2 separate regions of the Mus musculus genome follow, and region 1 is linked to region 2. A link is a loop called in an ENCODE intact Hi-C map of the cell type or tissue named here. Cell type or tissue: heart. All regions are shown on one strand.

Region 1 (8,000 bases), 290 kb before region 2:
CTACAATTTCAGTACTCAGGAGTCTGAGGCAGGAAGATTGCTGCAAGTTTAAGGTCAGTCTGGACTACCAGGCAAAACCTTGTTTCACATAAGGGCCAGTTTTCTGCAATGAGTATGTATTTTTTTTATAGTCTGAAAATTAAAACACCAAAACAGTATGCATCATAAACGTTCTGTGACTAGGCAAAAAGGTGGGCAAGAAGTGACTGGCCTTTCTACCTGACCACCCTGCCCATGCACCACCCAACCTGAGCTGAAGCTGGCAGATCAAAGGAGCCAGCTTGTCAAACCTGTTTGCCTTGATTCTAGCCTCTGTTGGAGAGGAACTGAGGCAGAGCCATGGGCATTGCACAGTAAGCGTGGACCCAGACGTCCTTATTCCTAGCCCCCTACTTTGACCAGAATAAACAAACCATCCTTGTTGGCAGGCACCGTGACACACGCAAACAATAAGCCAGACAGCGGGGCCAGCACGACCCCCAGAAGAATCGGCAGGAAGCATTTCTACTTGCACACCCAGGTGCCACCAGACAGAAGGGCCCAGCGGTGGTCCTGCCAGGCAGGGCCAGGGACAATGCTCTCTGACTGTCAGCACCAGGAACCATCTCTGCCTGGAAATCTAGGTCACAGCAGCAGGCTCCGGAGCCCAGCCCCGCCTCCACTGATAATCCTAGGGCAGAAAAGGGGACTTGGGGGAGGGGCTGGAGGGGGCTGGAAAAGTAGCATAGGATGGAGACAGGAAGACCCTGCCTCAAATGAAGCACTTGGGCCAAACCCTCATTGGAAAGGGGGTCACACTGCCTTGATGTCACAGGGAAGAAGAGTTTGTAAATACCAGAGCTGCTGTGGGAGGAAAGTGTGTAGCGCCGTGTGTGAATCTCTGGGGAGGAGTTAAGATTTAGGGCTCTGGATCTAAAACACAGATCTACTGGGGTGGTAGGCGGGAAGGGATTAATGTGTGTAACACACACACCCACAAAGGTTGGGGGCAGTAGGTAGGAGCTTTCCAAGAGTAAAACATACAAGCAGGCCCTAAAGAGAAATGTGGGCAGAGGTGTACAAGGTGGCTCAGGAAGAGATGGTGTTTGCACTCGGGGATGCACAAACTTGAATGTTGCTGAGTGAGAAGGGGTGTGTGGAAGATACTGTAGGTGTGTTTGGATGTTCTGGTAGTGGAGATCAGTGCAGCACTAGCTGCCAACTTATGTGAGTTGTATGTTTGTATTTGAGCCAGTTAAGAGTATGCAAGACCACTTACATAGACTCACATCCAGAGGGGTGAGGGGAGCCTCCAGTATGACAAAAGAGAGTTGGCCTTGGGAAAGGCTGCACATGAGGAATTCAGTGTGTGTGTGTGTGTGTGTGTGTGTGTATGTGGGGGGGGGTGGACCAAGGGACCAAGCACAGATTCCACAAGGCTGAAGGCTCCACTCAGCTGTTACCATAGCAACCTCAGTTCAGGGTGCCCCACCCCCCAGTCATCAGAACAATGACCCTGCCATGGGAAGTGTGAGAAGTGCTAAGGGCCAGAAAGAATGGGGATGGGGGGAGGAGGGGGTCCTTGAGGGAACAGTGAAGGAGTCGGAGCTACCATTTGCCTACAGCCAGCTGTGAAAGAGGCAAGGGCAGAAAAGTTAGGGAATACTTTTTAGGGCACAGAATCTCTTCTGCATGACTTTCAGGTTTCACTCATCAGCTGCTATGGTCCCTGGCCGGTCAGTCTGGTTATAGTGGGGCTTGGCAGAGCTTGCCTTTCTCACCCTCCCCAAAGATTTAGGATTTGTAAGGGCCTAAGGAGAAGTCTCCTCTCCTGGCTCTGAAAACTTCCCATCTCTGGAGCACTGGGCTGAGGCCATTCTTGGGACAGGATATCAGGGCAGGAACTGAGAGCCTGAGCTGAGGCTGCCAGGAAGTTAGTCCCCTTCCCTCCCATCTCACTCTGTGTTGTGTTCACTGCTTCCTCACACCTCCCTCCCTCCCTGCCTGCCCTCCTAAGCCGGCTCTAGGCATAGCCTTGACCACCGAGAATGCTTTAGGTGAGGGTCAGGAAGCAGATGCTAGCTAGCCCTGCGTGTGCTCAGAGCAGCCTAGCAAAAGAGAACCACCTGTGGTGGAGGTGGCGGCAGCAGCAGAATAATTTCTGAGCATTTTGACACTAATGGTAGTGTCAAACTCTGGTAGATTATCCCCTTTTCCAGAGCACTTGGTTCCAGATAGGAAATGTAAAAGGGAAGCCCAAGGATTAGATGTCACCCCTTCCTCCACATCTTCTACAGCTGCCAAAGGCTGCGGGGAGGAGCGATCCTATTACAGATGCAGAGACTAGAGGGTCCCTCTAAGGAGCAGGAGGCCAATTCCTAGGCACTCACTTCAGTCAGCCTTGTCTCAAGTCGGGAACTGGAGGAAGTAATCAAGGAAACAGGTGGGAAGGGCAGGCCGGGAGCAGGCTGGAGCTATTGGAATTTCAGTGCTATCAGGGCCTCAAATCCAAAGCCCCAGCAGTGTATTTCTTTCAGTATCTTAACCGACTTCTTCCCCCAACCTTTTAATCTAGCTTTGGGTAGCTCAGCAGACACTCTCCTTTCTTCCTGTAACAATGAAGAAAGTTTTACGGTTTCCAAGGTCAGCCTAGGAGCAGGGCTCCAAAATGTACATCTAAAAAAACGGAAAAACAGGTTGCCTCTGAGAAGGGGGAGGGCCATGCCCAAGATGGAGGCAGCCAGAGCTAACTGGCCTGGGATTAGGCAGGGCAGAGCGGGGCTTGCTGGTTATGAGCGGGGATGAGCCCTGTGTGACTAGCTAGCTTTCCCAGCTTTCCCCTTCCTGGTTTAGTTTCTCTCTCCCTAGTCATCTTTAGTTTATTTTTCTGCCTCTTTCAGTTACTCTTTTTTTGGGGGGGTTTCTTTTTTGTAATTTTGTCTCCCACCCCTCTCCCACCTGGGAGGACCAAAACCCAGGGCCTTGGGCTTGACAGGCAAGCACTCTACCATTGAGCTAATTCCCACCCCCCTTTTATTCTTTTACTGGGCACTGAGGCCTCCCAGCTCTTCCTGCTCACTCCATTTGGCGGTAGCCATGGATACATTTGAACTTGGTAAGACTCTGTGTTCCCACCTAAGTACCCAGAGCTACCATAAGGAAGGGATGAGCCTTCCGGATGGAAAGAGAGAGCAGCGGCTTGGGAGGGACTGATGCATACTGGGTGGCTACTGACCAGCCGGCGGAGATGGCCATCTTGACAGTGTACATGAAGGTGTGTGTGTGTGTGTGTGTGTGTGTGTGTGTGTGTGTGTGTGTGTGTGTGTGTGTGTGTGTGTGTGTGTGTGTGGTGTGTTACAGTGTGGCTCTGTGCCCTTATGTATGACAGCGTATGTACACCTGCCGAGCACAGGTGTCACACAAGTAGTAGGCGGCCAGGGAAGCTGGCAGCCTAGAGCTTGCTGGCGGTCTCCCCACGAGAGTGTTTAACCGCAAAGGGAAGAGCAATTAACGCTAATCGCTCCTACAGCCTGGGGGGGCCAGACGCACAACCTAGAGAAACAATATACAGCCTGGGGGGCCAAACACAGGAACCTAGAGAAACAAGGCTCCCTAACTTGAGATTCTCGTCCTCTCCAGCACCCTTCCTGTGCCTCTGGCCACCTCTTTCCTTTTCTCTGTGGCTCTCTGGTCAGCTCTCCCTGTCTTCTCACACATTCCTCTCATTCTCTCTCCCCCTGACTTGGGTTCCATCCTTGGCTGACTCATTCTTTTCACCCTCTCCCTGGCTTCTACTCCTTCCTCCATCCTTTGGCCATATTGATGTCCAGGCTCTAGCCACTCCCAGGTACCCTATGCTCTAAACTGGCAGTCAGCAACAAAGGTCACAAGAAGCCCCTCACCCAGGTAAGAGCACAGGCTCACCAGTCCTTGAGGTATTGCCCACTAAAACTGTAAAATCTGGGTGTGTTTGTGGACAGTGGTCCTTTCCACCCACTACTGAACATTCGTGTTAAGACTGATGCTGGTCAAGGAGACTCCACATGGGAGGTAACAAACGGGTTGTGGTGGGTGGGTGGATGCCTAGTGCAGGGGTGTTGTGATTTGGTTTGTATGAGAGGATGTGTGTAAGTCACATGGGTGTGTGTCACTGTGTGGTTGGCTGTCTTTTTTTTTTTCTTAAAGGTGTGTTTCTGTCCCTGTCGGTTTTGACAAGGATTGTTTTAAAAATTAGTGTCTTTATATTGGCTACATCATTCCTATGTATCCCCAGCCCCTTTCCTCTGGGCAAGCTTCCACCAATCCCACTCTCCTCAGATGCAGTAAACTGGGTGTGAGAGTACCCAGACCAGTTGCCTGCTGCCGGAGGAACTGAAGCAGGGCTGAGCTGAGCCTGGACGCCTGCAGAGGCGAGTCCGAAGCTAAAGCGAGGAGGGAGGGGCGGGAGCTGGCCTGGCTCGGCCGGCTGGGCGGGAAGCAGGCTACATCCTAATCCCCAGGCCCCGTCGGACTCCCAAACTGCTGTTCAGCACGGAATGGGCGGATGAAGCCACGCTGCCTGTGACACTCTCCAGTCTCTGGATGCATGGACAGAGAAGGACCCCATGGAGCCTGACACCGTGGACCTGTCTGAATCCTCAAGCTCCCCTATTTGTCCCCTGCGTCCGGGATCGTGACCCTCCAAACCCAGATCCCCAATCTACCTCCTCCCCACGACACATCTTCCCTCTGCCCCTCTCACCGCCTCCGGAGCTGAGAGCTCAGGGTGCGGGCACTCCCGGGTCCCCGGTTCCTAAGCAGCGTCTGGAGCCTGCTCCTTGGCTCCTGCCACCGCTGCCGCCGATCCTGCCGCCGCCGCCTCTTCCGCCCGTGGAGCAGAGCTTGAGCCCAGCACCGCCTCACCCCACCCGACTGGCCGGTGATGTCAGAGCCGGGGAGGGGCGGGGGGCGGGGAGCGGGGAGGAAAGGGGGAGGGGAAGCAGGAGGGGACAGGGACTGGGGACTGGGGTTCTGGAAGGCTCCTAGGATGGGGGCAGGACTGGGATGGAATATGGACTCTTCCCCTTAAACTGTGAGAAGATCCTCGTTTTTTTCCTAATGGGTCACTTTCCTGCCCTCTGACCTTTGGTTGGTCACGATGGCCAGGACCCCTGGAAGGCAGATCAATTTGGATTGGGGGATTTGGAAGACCTATGGCCTCTGGGTTCTCTTAGCTACTTCGCTTTGGTATTTAGAAATCCTATTTCCTAGCCTTATAGATCAGAGACTCAGTAGGAAACGGTCAAGTTTATCCACGCTAGGAATAAAAATGGGACAGGGGCAGGCAGCAACAGGGAAATCTCTTTTACTTGGCCCGGGGCCATGAGCTCTTGTGTATAATAGCAGCTGGACCCCTGAGCACCTCCTGCCTTTCCCAAATATACCCCCACACACGCACCCCCACACCCCCACACACTATGATGTAATTTTATTTTCTGGAGGAAAAAAGCCATGAGCTCAGCATGCAAATATAGACAACAAAGCCACACTTAGCTGTCTCCTAGCTCTGTCCTTCTGCCTAGGCCCAGTGTGATAATTCTCACTTCCCCTACACCTCAGGGACTTTCCTCCTCCAGAGGCTCACTCAGCCGGGCTGAAAGAGGGAGGAGGGAGGAGGGAGAATTGGAGAAGCATCCGATTTTCACCCTACCTCCATGAGGGGCGTCAGCTCAGCTCTGCAAGTGCCTGACCCTGAGAACGGCTTCAATGTTTGCACACCACCAGGAACACCCCATTTTGCCTTCAGGTCCAGCTGATCAGAGACCCTTCCAGAAGCCTAAGATGAGCCCCTTCTTCTGGGAGGAGCAGGTCCTGGTCCTGTGCCTTAGGTTTCATATATAGTTCTTCTCTTTGCTCCTCTTACCCCCAGCCCCACCCCCACCCCCCACATGGCTGCCCATTGCTCCTTTGAGGGTAACTAATATACCCTCAGAAGTTGCTTTTGTTTCTGAGTCGCTGTAGGGTCGGAATCTATCATGTTGACCCATCTTTGAGACACAGAGTGACTGTACACTTTTGCATAGACATACCACATTTACATGAGACAAATGAGGCAGAGCAAAACACAGAGAATGTGGACTTTATACTTATTCTGTTTCCATAGACAAATTAAGTCCATAAAGTTGAGGATACCAGTCTCACTTCATAGGGTTCTTCTGAGAATCAGGAATAATAAAGTTTTTAGGGACTGGTACCAGATAGGTGCAAAAAAAAAAAATCAAAGACATGTAGTCTAGTATCTTTTGATCTATATGAAGTGAATCCCATAATATTTTTATGATGTAACCTAATACCCAATTACCTATTAGTTATCCATTACATGTGATTAGGTCGATTAGATATCTGGTTTCTGCTTTATATACTTCTGTCGCTTTCCCTAAGAATACTTCCTGGATTTGACTGTGGAGAGTGACAACTTTTCTAATCTTAGGACTCATTTTTCTATACTTAGACATCCAATAACTTTGCTCTGCCTTAACAAAAACTAGTAGCATGCATAATATGGTGATATACCACCGTAAGACTTAGAATGTTGAGGCAGGATTATTCCCATCTTCGGCTACATAGTGATACCCTATCCATAAACAACAACAAAGGATGTTTCCTTATTTAGAAGCTTATTCGGGAGTTTGGTCCTTTCATGCTCCCATCTTGTATATGTTTACTCCCACCTGAGCCTGTCCTGCGGAGTACGGGTGCGCACGAGTCCTTTTTATAGAAGCCCAATAGATCTAAGTCTAGGGGATACTCTTGGTTCCAATAGCAATGCCCTCTCATTACGACAACCACTACACAGGCCAGATCCTCCCAAACTTACTCTGATCAAAACAGTTTCTGAAACGGGGTTCCTTGCCTCTGCTTTTACATGACCCCTCCTCCCTAAGTCTATCCTGGCTTTTGCTACCAGATGAAATTTTGTCTTTCCCCAGTTCATAGGATTCAGTTCAGACATCTCTACAGAACAACCCCATTATGCTTACCCAACCTCGTGGCCACAACTTGAATTTCTCTTTACTTTTCAGACCTCTGGTGGGACTAACACACCTTGCTAATGCTTTTGAGGTTTGTTTCTTTGTTTTTGTTTGCTTTGACTGGGATGTCCCTGTCCTAATTCCTTTGCCTCCATTCAAAGCCCATTCTTCAATTGAAGGTCTGGAGAAGGTTTGTTTCCATTGTGGAAGTCACCGAGCCCATCTTCTTGTTGTTGTTTTGTTGTTGATGTGTTTTTTGTTGTTTGTTTATTCTCTAAGACAGGTTTCCTCTGTATAGCCCTGGTGTCCTGGAAGTCGATCTGTAGACAGGGTTGGCTTCCAATTCAGAGAGATCTGCCTGCTCTGCCTCCGGAGTGTTGGGATTAAAGGTGTGCATCACCTCAAACAGACTCCCAAGCCCATCCTCCCTCTCTTCTAGCTTGGTTTTTTTTTTTTTTCATCCTTTCTTAAACAGATATAGGACAGTTCTTTATGTCCCAGGCCTTATGAAAATAGAGAGAAAGTCTGGGTACCTGTCCTCAGGACTCAGTTCAGCAGCTGTGTAAAGATCGGTAACAGTGCACTAAGTTCAAGAATGAGGTCCTCAGGGCGGGCAGTGGGAGCACTGGACGAGACTGCAGGACCATCAGAGTCTGGGGAGACCTCACTAAGGACAGTGGACTCAGTCCTGATGCTCCAATAAAGAGCGGCTGGGAATCAATCACACACTGCTAGGTTATTCTTCGCTTGTCTTGACTTTTCAGGCAGACGAGTCAGCTCAAGAGCAGGGACAGGCCTGGCACACTCTGTTCTTCCAGAGCCCAACAGCAGCAGTGCACAAATGCCATGTGTTCAGAAAAGGCTTGTTGACTCGGGGTGGATACTGCCTGGGGAGAGAGCCCCCAACCCTGCTCATCAGCCCTCTAACTCACTCCTAACAAGGCACAGCACCCACAGTTAAATCTCCTCTTCAACGGTCACCTCCCTCCTCCTATAAGGGTGAGACTTCAT
Region 2 (8,000 bases):
CTTGAAGGGTTGGCCACTCACCGGCTGTCTGTCCCTTTTGCATGGTCCTGGGCAGCATCCTTCCTTCCATTGTGGTACCTGGCCCCGCATACCCTTTCCTGTTAGTTGGGAATGGGGCTGAGGGTTACATTCCCCCGGGGCTCCGGAGGCTCTTTACCCAGATCACTTGCTGCTCCCCCGTCCTTACAGATCCGCCTCTGATCTTCTCTCCACGTGGGAAGTCAGGCTCACAGTAAGTCCCTTTACCTTTTGTGGCTAACTCCTGTCTTCCCACCGCTTCCCATGTTTACCTTCAGAAGAAATTGGAAATTCAAGGGAAGTGGGAATAGGAGTGTGTTGGCCCCAGGACTAGTGCTACACCATTCCTCTTCCACACCCACCACCTGGCCCTGCCTGCCCTTGCTTGCTCTCCCTAGCTCTGCCCTGTTGTGCGACAAGCCTCGCAAAGCCAGACCCCAATCTTCTGTCCTTCTTCAGCTCTGCTCCTGGCTCAGGCAGCCCTGACAGCGTGACCAAGTTCAAGCTCCAAGGCTCCCCAGTTCCCAGCCTACGCCAGAGTCTGCTCTGGGGGGAGCCTGCTCGACCGCCTAGCCCTCACCCGGATTCTCCACTTGGCCGGGGACCCTTACCATTAGAGCCCATTTGCAGGGGCCCAGATGGGCGCTTTGTGATGGGACCCACTGTGGCCCCCTCACAAGAAAAGTTATGTCTGGAGCGCTCAGAACCTCGGACCTCAGCTAAACGCTTGGCTCAGTCCTTTGACTGTAGCAGTAGCAGCCCCAGTGGGGTCCCACAACCCCTCTGCATTACAGACATCAGCCCTGTGGGGCAGCCTCTTGCAGCCGTGCCTAGCCCCCTACCAGGTCCAGGACCCCTGCTCCAGTATCTGAGCCTACCCTTCTTCCGAGAGATGAATGTGGACGGGGACTGGCCACCTCTTGAGGAGCCCACGCCTGCTCCGCCTCCAGATTTCATGGATAGTCAGCCCTGTCCCACCTCATCTTTCCTTCCACCACCAGACTCACCTCCTGCAAATCTCAGGGCAGTGCTTCCTGGGACACTGATGGGGGTCGGGGTCTCCTCAGAGCCCCCTTACACAGCTTTGGCTGATTGGACTCTGAGGGAGCGGGTCTTGCCGGGCCTTCTTTCTGCTGCCCCTCGTGGTAGCCTCACCAGCCAGAGCAGTGGGAGGGGCAGCGCCTCCTTCCTGCGCCCTCCCTCCACAGCCCCCTCCGCAGGGGGAAGCTACCTCAGTCCAGCTCCAGGAGACACAAGCAGCTGGGCCAGTGGCCCAGAAAGGTGGCCCCGCAGGGAGCATGTGGTGACAGTCAGCAAAAGGTAAAGGCAGTATCCACTCGTTCTTGCCCAGGCCCTCCACCCTGCCCTGTCATTCCAGATCACCGATATCCCCACCCCCATACTCTTCCCCTTCCATTGTCCACTCCCACCCTGAGACCAGAAGACCCCTTATCTTGGAAGTTCTGCTGAGGTCCAGGAAGTGCAATCTGCTTTAGAGGAACCTCCGTTCACACTTTTCTGGTTACCGGCTACTCCTCTGCCCACGCTTCCCACCTGTCCTTTATAACAGGAGGAACACCTCTGTGGATGAGAACTATGAATGGGATTCGGAATTCCCAGGGGACATGGAGCTGCTAGAGACCTGGCACCCAGGCTTGGCCAGTTCTCGGACCCATCCTGAACTTGAGCCAGAGTTAGGTATGTGGCCCTCTAAGCTGGCTGTGCTCTCCCACACCCGCTCTCCCATGCTCTGAGCTGGTCTGTTTGTTTCCCAGGCAATTCCTGAGTCTCAGGCTCCCTGCCCTGCAGCATCTCTTGTTCCCTAGGCTCCCTGTGCTGCACGCAAAGGCCTTTTGGAGCCTCAGGACTCAGCCCTTCAGCCAGTGAGTCACGGCATCTCTTCTCACACAGTCCTGTCTTCCCCTTGAAGGTGTCAAGACTCCAGAGGAGAGCTGTCTCCTGAACCCAACCCATGCTGCCGGCCCCGAGGCCCGCTGTGCTGCCCTTCGGGAGGAATTCCTAGCTTTCCGCAGACGCAGGGATGCTACCAGGGCCCGGCTACCAGCCTATCAGCAGTCCATCTCTTACCCTGAACAGGCTACTCTGCTATGAGCCCGCTTAGTGTGAAACTAAGAAAGGCTTATATGGATTTGCAAAGGAGTCCAAGACTTTGGCTCCAAGCTGGGGCACTGCCCCTACCTCTCTGTGTCTCGGTGGCCTGGTGGTAGGCTTGAGTGAGCTTGGTATAGAGTTGGATGTACTGACTCTTTAATTAGTCTGGGAGCTGAACAGGAATGTGTGTGTGTGTGTGTGTGTGTGTGTGTGTGTGTGTGTGTGTGTGTGTGTGTGCGTGCGCGCGCGCAAGCGCGCGTTCGAAAGTGGTGTTTATGGTGTGGGTGCAGGTTTCTTTTTTTTAAAAAACAGGTGAATAATAAATGTCTGGAAACCGTTTCTCTGTCACCTCTCTTTGTGTTTAAGAGAGATGAGGAAGTCCCTGGATATGTACAGAGAGGGTTCTGAATGGGACACATTCAACAGTCATTCAAGAAAAAAGTTGTTGAGTGCCTAGTAGAGATCTGCTGTTAGGCCAGAAGCCATGAGAAAATAGAGAAATCACTGGGATAATGCCTTTGTCCTTGGGGAGTTCTCGCTAGTCACTGAGGCCAACTACGCACTGTGATAAAGCTGTAAGCTGGTTATCACATTGGCACAAAGAGTTCAGTTTGAGTCAATATTTAGTAAATACTTAAAACATGTGGGGATTCCTGGGACACTCACAGGAGACTGCTCAGAGTTCTTTCCATGTCCCGTCCACCGCCCGGAGTTTATTTTGTAGACTGGGCACGGCAACTAAAGCCAAAGGTGCTTTTGTAATTGACCAGAAGCCACACAAGCAGGTAACAGGCAGAGCAGGTGACGGGGCAGTGAAGGAAACCCACTTTCGGGCAGAGGAACACCCTAAAGGCACAGGGGACTGAAACTTGACATTCTGTGGGTCTGAGCGGGACTTTGGGGAATAGAGAAGTCAAAGGTCAGGGTGGAACTGGCTGCTGTTCTTTTAAATATCAGGCTCAACGGGGGACTCCATAACGTGAAGAAAGAAAAACACTGGTGGGTTTTAAATGGGGAACTCCGCTAACTACAGCCTGAAAAAGTAGGTGTTCTGGACACCCCTCAACTATTGCTCTTCACTCTTAAGGGGTAGAAAAGTGCCTGCCAACTTCCTCCACTAAGCCCCCGCCTCCAACCCTCCAAGATCTAAGAAGAAATGTCAATTTATTAAATGGGAGATGGAAGGGAGAGAGAGAACTGGGTCTGAATCCCAGGTCCCAAGCCCTACCACACCCTCAAGGCCCCGGGCAAGGAGTGACCTCACTGTTCTTTTTTTTTTTTTGCCCGGGCTTGAAGTTAAATGGCAAGCAGAACCACGTGGGGGTGCTGTCCCAGCCTGTAAGCACCAGACCTATTACTCCTTACTCTATCCTGTAGGAAGGCGCTTCCTGGACCTGAATTTACAAAAGGCCGGCCTTTTTGTAATAGTAGGCTTCTCATAGAAACAGGCCTGCGATCCTGAGCTAGCTAGTCTAGGCAGAAAGTTTCCTATTAGGATACAAGTCTATGGCTGGTGAATGCAGGTTGAGGATCCCCTGGGCGGAGACCTTTTGCAGCGGCGCCAAGGACTCCGCAGGTCCTTTACGGCTCATTCCTGCCTACTGACCACCTATCTTAAGCGCTCCAGCATTCCACGCGGCGGCGCCTTTAAACCCTCTTGGCCCTTGCCCCGCCCCTGGTCCGCCCCGTCTGAGGCGGGACCCCCCAGAAAACTCCAAGCCCGGCCGGGTCTTGAGCTCCACTCGCCGCTGCAGCCCCTGTCGTGCGTGCGCTCTCATCCAGCCCTCTTGGACGGTGAGCAGGACTGAGGGACCAAGGCAGCGGGGTGGGAGTTGGGGATTATGTGTGTGGTCTGTAGAAAGCAAGAAGCCAACACTTGAGACTTGCTTCTGGGAGCGTGGGGGTTGAAGACTGGCGGACGCTGGGGTCCCAACTGGGTGCCCCGCCCCGTGCTGTCAGGTCCGGTTCCCAAGCCTTCTCTGCATTGTTCAGCAGTTAAGCAAGGCAAGTTTTACGGGTGCACAAGACGGGGCGTCCGTCCCGACCCAAGAGGTCTGGTCCCAAGCCCCAGCCGTTTGCTCCAGCGTTGAGTTCTCTTTGGGGGGAGAAGGAAGGAGGGCGTCGGACGTCCGCAGGCTGCTGAGTGGCCGCAAGAACTAGGTTCTGGCGCGCGCTCCGGTCCATGAATTTACCGCGCGCCCCTTTCACTTCCTGGTCCAGGAGCACGTGTGGGTACTGCCTGCCTTCTGTGACCCCGAGACCGCCCTTTTGCCCCCCTCCTGCTAGTTCGTTTGTCCGGGTACTCGGGGTCACAGGTCTCCGGGAGTTATTTGCACAGTAGCCTGGTCTTCTGTGAAACCCCCTTCTTCTCCTGGAGCGCCTTTGACCTCGGACATCTCCGGGCTGCAGCCCTGACTGCACTCGGATGTGCCCTGTCTGTAGGGGTTGGCTGCTATCCAAACTCTCTTACCCTAGCCTGAGACCCGCTGCCCCCTCCCGTGCCCCCTGCTGCTGGGAAAGCCGGTGGTGGCCGCGGGCGGGCGGGCGGGCTGCCCAGACCTGCGTCACCCCAGTGGCGGGAGGGCGGTGGGTGACTCATCCACATTAACGGCCCAGGCAGGGTGTGGCCGTGGGGGTGGGGGGGACGGCCGAAGGGGCTGGACCGGAAGTAGATTACCTCCTTTTTGGGCTCTGCAGGCCTACCTGTGTTCCTATCCGAGAGGTTCTGGGATACGTGGTATCTGTGGAGCAAAAGCAGCGGTGATGGCAAGTGGAGGTGCGGTGTAGGAGACCAGTGGCTGGACGGGTCTCCTTGTTCCCTAGAGCAGTAGTCAGGGATAGCTCATCTCTAAGCTTCTCCCATTTTCTCTTCCCTGTAGCTCAGGGTACACCTCAGGCTTTGGGCCAAGGTAAGGAGGGGTGAGCAAGGTGTTAACGTTCCAAAGCCGCAAATAATCTTTGTCCTTGCGATCCCCTTGCACACCCTTGGTGTCTATGCTGGTCCCCAGGGGATTGGCCCCTAGTCAGTGTTCACCCCATGGCTTTGTCCTTCGAGATTGCCAGGTGTGGGCTTTTTAAGCAAAAAAAAAAAAAAAAAAAAAAAAAAAAAAGTCTTTCCTACCCAGGGTATGTCTTCTTTGATTCTCTACCCACAAACTGCATATGCCCTCCAGGTCCTCCAGAGCTGCCCCTTCCCCGTTCCCTGCTTCCCCAGTCTGGCTATACCCTGAGAATTGCTGGGATCGCTTTTGCCCCTTCGCCTAGAGCCTCCACCCAAGTCTGTGTGGAGTGGGTGTTCCTGCCCCGGGGGGGCCCCCACCCTGCCTCCATTCCCATGTTTGGTACACAGACGCCATGGCAACGGCCTCCACCCCCTCCTCTTCTCCTGAGCAGCCCTTGTGGCTTCCTGTTTGTGGAGCTTAGCTTTCTCTTCTGCTCTGGACTCTATCTAGGTGGTTAGGGGACTGGCCCCTGGTGGGGGAGGGTCTTCCCTAAGGCGTCCCCTTACCACAGTGCCCCCCACTGGCCTTCTGCCTACCCACGTGGCGTTTCTGTTTCAGAAGTTGGGAAGTTCCCTACATTCCACATGCCCAGGGAGAGGAGAGTCCCATTGTCTTCCCAACACGTAGTCATGAAACCTAGAGTCCAACCCTCCAGCTTGTCTCCCTTGCCTTCAGCGTTGACAGTGAATGGGGTGAGGTAAACTGCCATCCATCCATGGTTTGGGTGGAGCACTGGGTTGGAAGACCTTTTATGACTCCTCCTTTCCCAGTTATTGTTGTAACCTTGTGGGCCTGGTTGAGGATGGTTCCTAGGGCTACAGTCAGCAGTAGAGTTCGTCACTGGCACCCCCCAGGCAAGCTATCCAGTTGTCTTCACTTGGGATACCCAGTTCTAAGCATCTCCCACACCTGTGTTCCAGCTGAACACATCTCTTTAGCCCACCCCAGAAGGAGACTTGCCATTTTCTCTTTCACTGAGGGAGGGCTGGGGCGGGTCTCCTGGGTGTAACCAGGGGTAGGTCTCTCCAGCTGCAGCAGCCACAAGCCATCAGTCGCCTGCCTGCCTGCCTGAGGGGTGGGTAGGGAGAGAGACAGCTGCTGTCCAGGCAGGGTTGGTTGGGAGAGCTTAGTCTGAGAATCCCGTCCCGTGGCTCTGCCACTTTGGGATTCTAGGGTCATGGCCTCTGAGTGGAATGGAGACACTGCAGCTGGAAATGAACAGCCCTGCCAGCTGTGTCCAGTCTCCAGAGCTGGGAGATACTGGAAAGGTCCGTCTCTGGACTCTCTTCTTCCTCTCAACCCTGGTCTCTGGTTAATCATTTTCTTGCCCTTTCTTTACCTGTGCCTGAGCGCTCCAGGCACACCAGCTCCTTGGAAACAGCCCCAGGCAGCAAGAGGAAAGCTGTTTCCAGAAGAGAGGTCTAGAAATTGCGCAGGCTTGCGTGTGATAGTGGCCTCTAGCCCCCTCCTTTTCTTTTCCTGTTTTCTGGCCATTCCTTTGTAGTCAGAGGTTACAACACGCCCCCCCCCCCCACACACACACACACAGCCTGAGAGCTGAGTAGCTGCGGCTGGTCTATTGAGGGCGAGCGTGCTGGCTCCCCTTTCTGCCCAGGTCTCAGCCACTCCACTACCTGCATTCATCAAGCTGAGTGCGTGTGTGGCCTGCGGTGCGGTGTGGGTCGGGACCGAGCCTGACATTTATCTGGTCTGGCTGGGGGGGACGTCTCCTAATGAACTTAAAAATAACTAATTTATGGGGAAAGATCCTGCCGGAAATATGCAGCTGGATAAACCCAGAGTTAGAAAGGAGCAGCCATGTTGGAGGGTGGGGGAAGGGAGTGACCCACCACACAACCTCTGCCCAGACGTATGACATTATTAGCAATGGACTTATTAGCCTGGCTTCTTTGGCGGAGCACCAGAGCCCATTGAGGGGGTGGTGGGAGCGTTTAACCTGGGGTGCATGAGAGAGGGAGCCAGAATGACTTCATCCCTTAAGACTGACCTGGCCTGATGCCAGATGTGGGCTCCCTTCCTCTCTCTGAATGGAGGCGCTTGTCCTGTGGATACCATTTTATGAGCAGTCGGAGACAGCTGGCTCTATTTCTGACTAGAGAAAAGGACCCCTAAACAGTAGCAGGGATTAGCTAATGAAGGACAATGTCCCTCCTCTGTCCCTGGTTCCTCTGGACAGCAGAAGCTACTCCTGCACTCCCTCTCTGGATTCCTGGGTGTGGCACCTGTCAGTAAAACAGTGGGTGGGGCAGGCTGCCCACAGTGAAATGCCTGCAAACTCAGGCCTGTGGTCAGAAGCCAGCAGCCCTTCCTAACCAGGGTCCTTAAGGAACCTAGCTATGCACTTTGCCACACTTCTTTCCCTTCCCAGGTTTCCTTGAATATCACATCCAAGGCTCTGGGTTAATTTCCCCTTTCTGCTGTAACAAACTATAAACTTAGCCACACACTGGATGCTCTGATAGTTTAGAAACTCAGCGGGAGATGCTGGCGGGGGTGGGGTGGGGGGGTGGGGATGGGGTGGGGGGGGCGGGGGGATGGGGGGTGGGGTGGGGCATACTCACTGGGACTGAGGAGCTAGGGGAGGGTCCATTTCCTTTTCTTTTCTGGCCTCATCTCCATTGCTTGGTTTGTGACCCTGCTTGACACCCACCCTGTCTTCACTTCTCCCATGCTGCCTTCCCCTTTCACTTACTGAGAATGAGAACTCTCGTGACAGTACTGGGCCCACCTGGCTGAGACAGCTAATCACGCCGTCTGCAAATGCATGCACACCCTGCCTTTTCAACTGTGTAAGATGATGTATCTCCCATGTTTGGGAATCACTATATGGGCACCTTCGGTGGGAGA

Evidence for each region. Hi-C counts contacts between places; a loop is a spot of excess contacts. Peaks named below come from ENCODE experiments on the same cell type or tissue, not always from the same donor. Only the 100,000 strongest peaks of a DNase experiment are listed, where the experiment ranks them.
Region 1: a loop joins it to region 2, with 3 times the contacts of the local background. A loop is called at or near these places in 3 of 42 quality-filtered maps.

Annotation. Positions count from the first base shown.
Region 1 is chr1:172,201,877-172,209,876 of GRCm38, forward strand. It overlaps Pea15a (phosphoprotein enriched in astrocytes 15A), which reads right to left and starts at 4,928. Exons shown (of 4, transcript NM_011063.3): 1 at 4,721-4,928. Gm17224 (a long non-coding RNA gene) reads left to right here and starts at 5,107. Exons shown (of 5, transcript XR_865735.3): 1 at 5,107-7,378; 2 at 7,754-7,988. In heart, no CTCF peak of the experiment used is centred here; DNase peaks (open chromatin) are centred at 1,475, 1,915, 2,365, 4,875 and 3 weaker places; H3K4me3 peaks cover 4,598 bases; H3K27ac peaks cover 5,922 bases.
Region 2 is chr1:172,496,409-172,504,408 of GRCm38, forward strand. It overlaps Igsf9 (immunoglobulin superfamily, member 9), which reads left to right. Exons shown (of 21, transcript NM_001145800.1): 18 at 190-232; 19 at 478-1,338; 20 at 1,589-1,716; 21 at 1,949-2,469. The coding sequence ends at 2,130. Tagln2 (transgelin 2) reads left to right here and starts at 3,838. Exons shown (of 5, transcript NM_178598.2): 1 at 3,838-3,924. In heart, CTCF peaks have their summits at 3,464, 3,679 and 4,654 (motif pointing left); DNase peaks (open chromatin) are centred at 3,823, 4,483, 5,493, 6,263 and 6 weaker places; H3K4me3 peaks cover 4,704 bases; H3K27ac peaks cover 4,477 bases; H3K27me3 peaks cover 397 bases.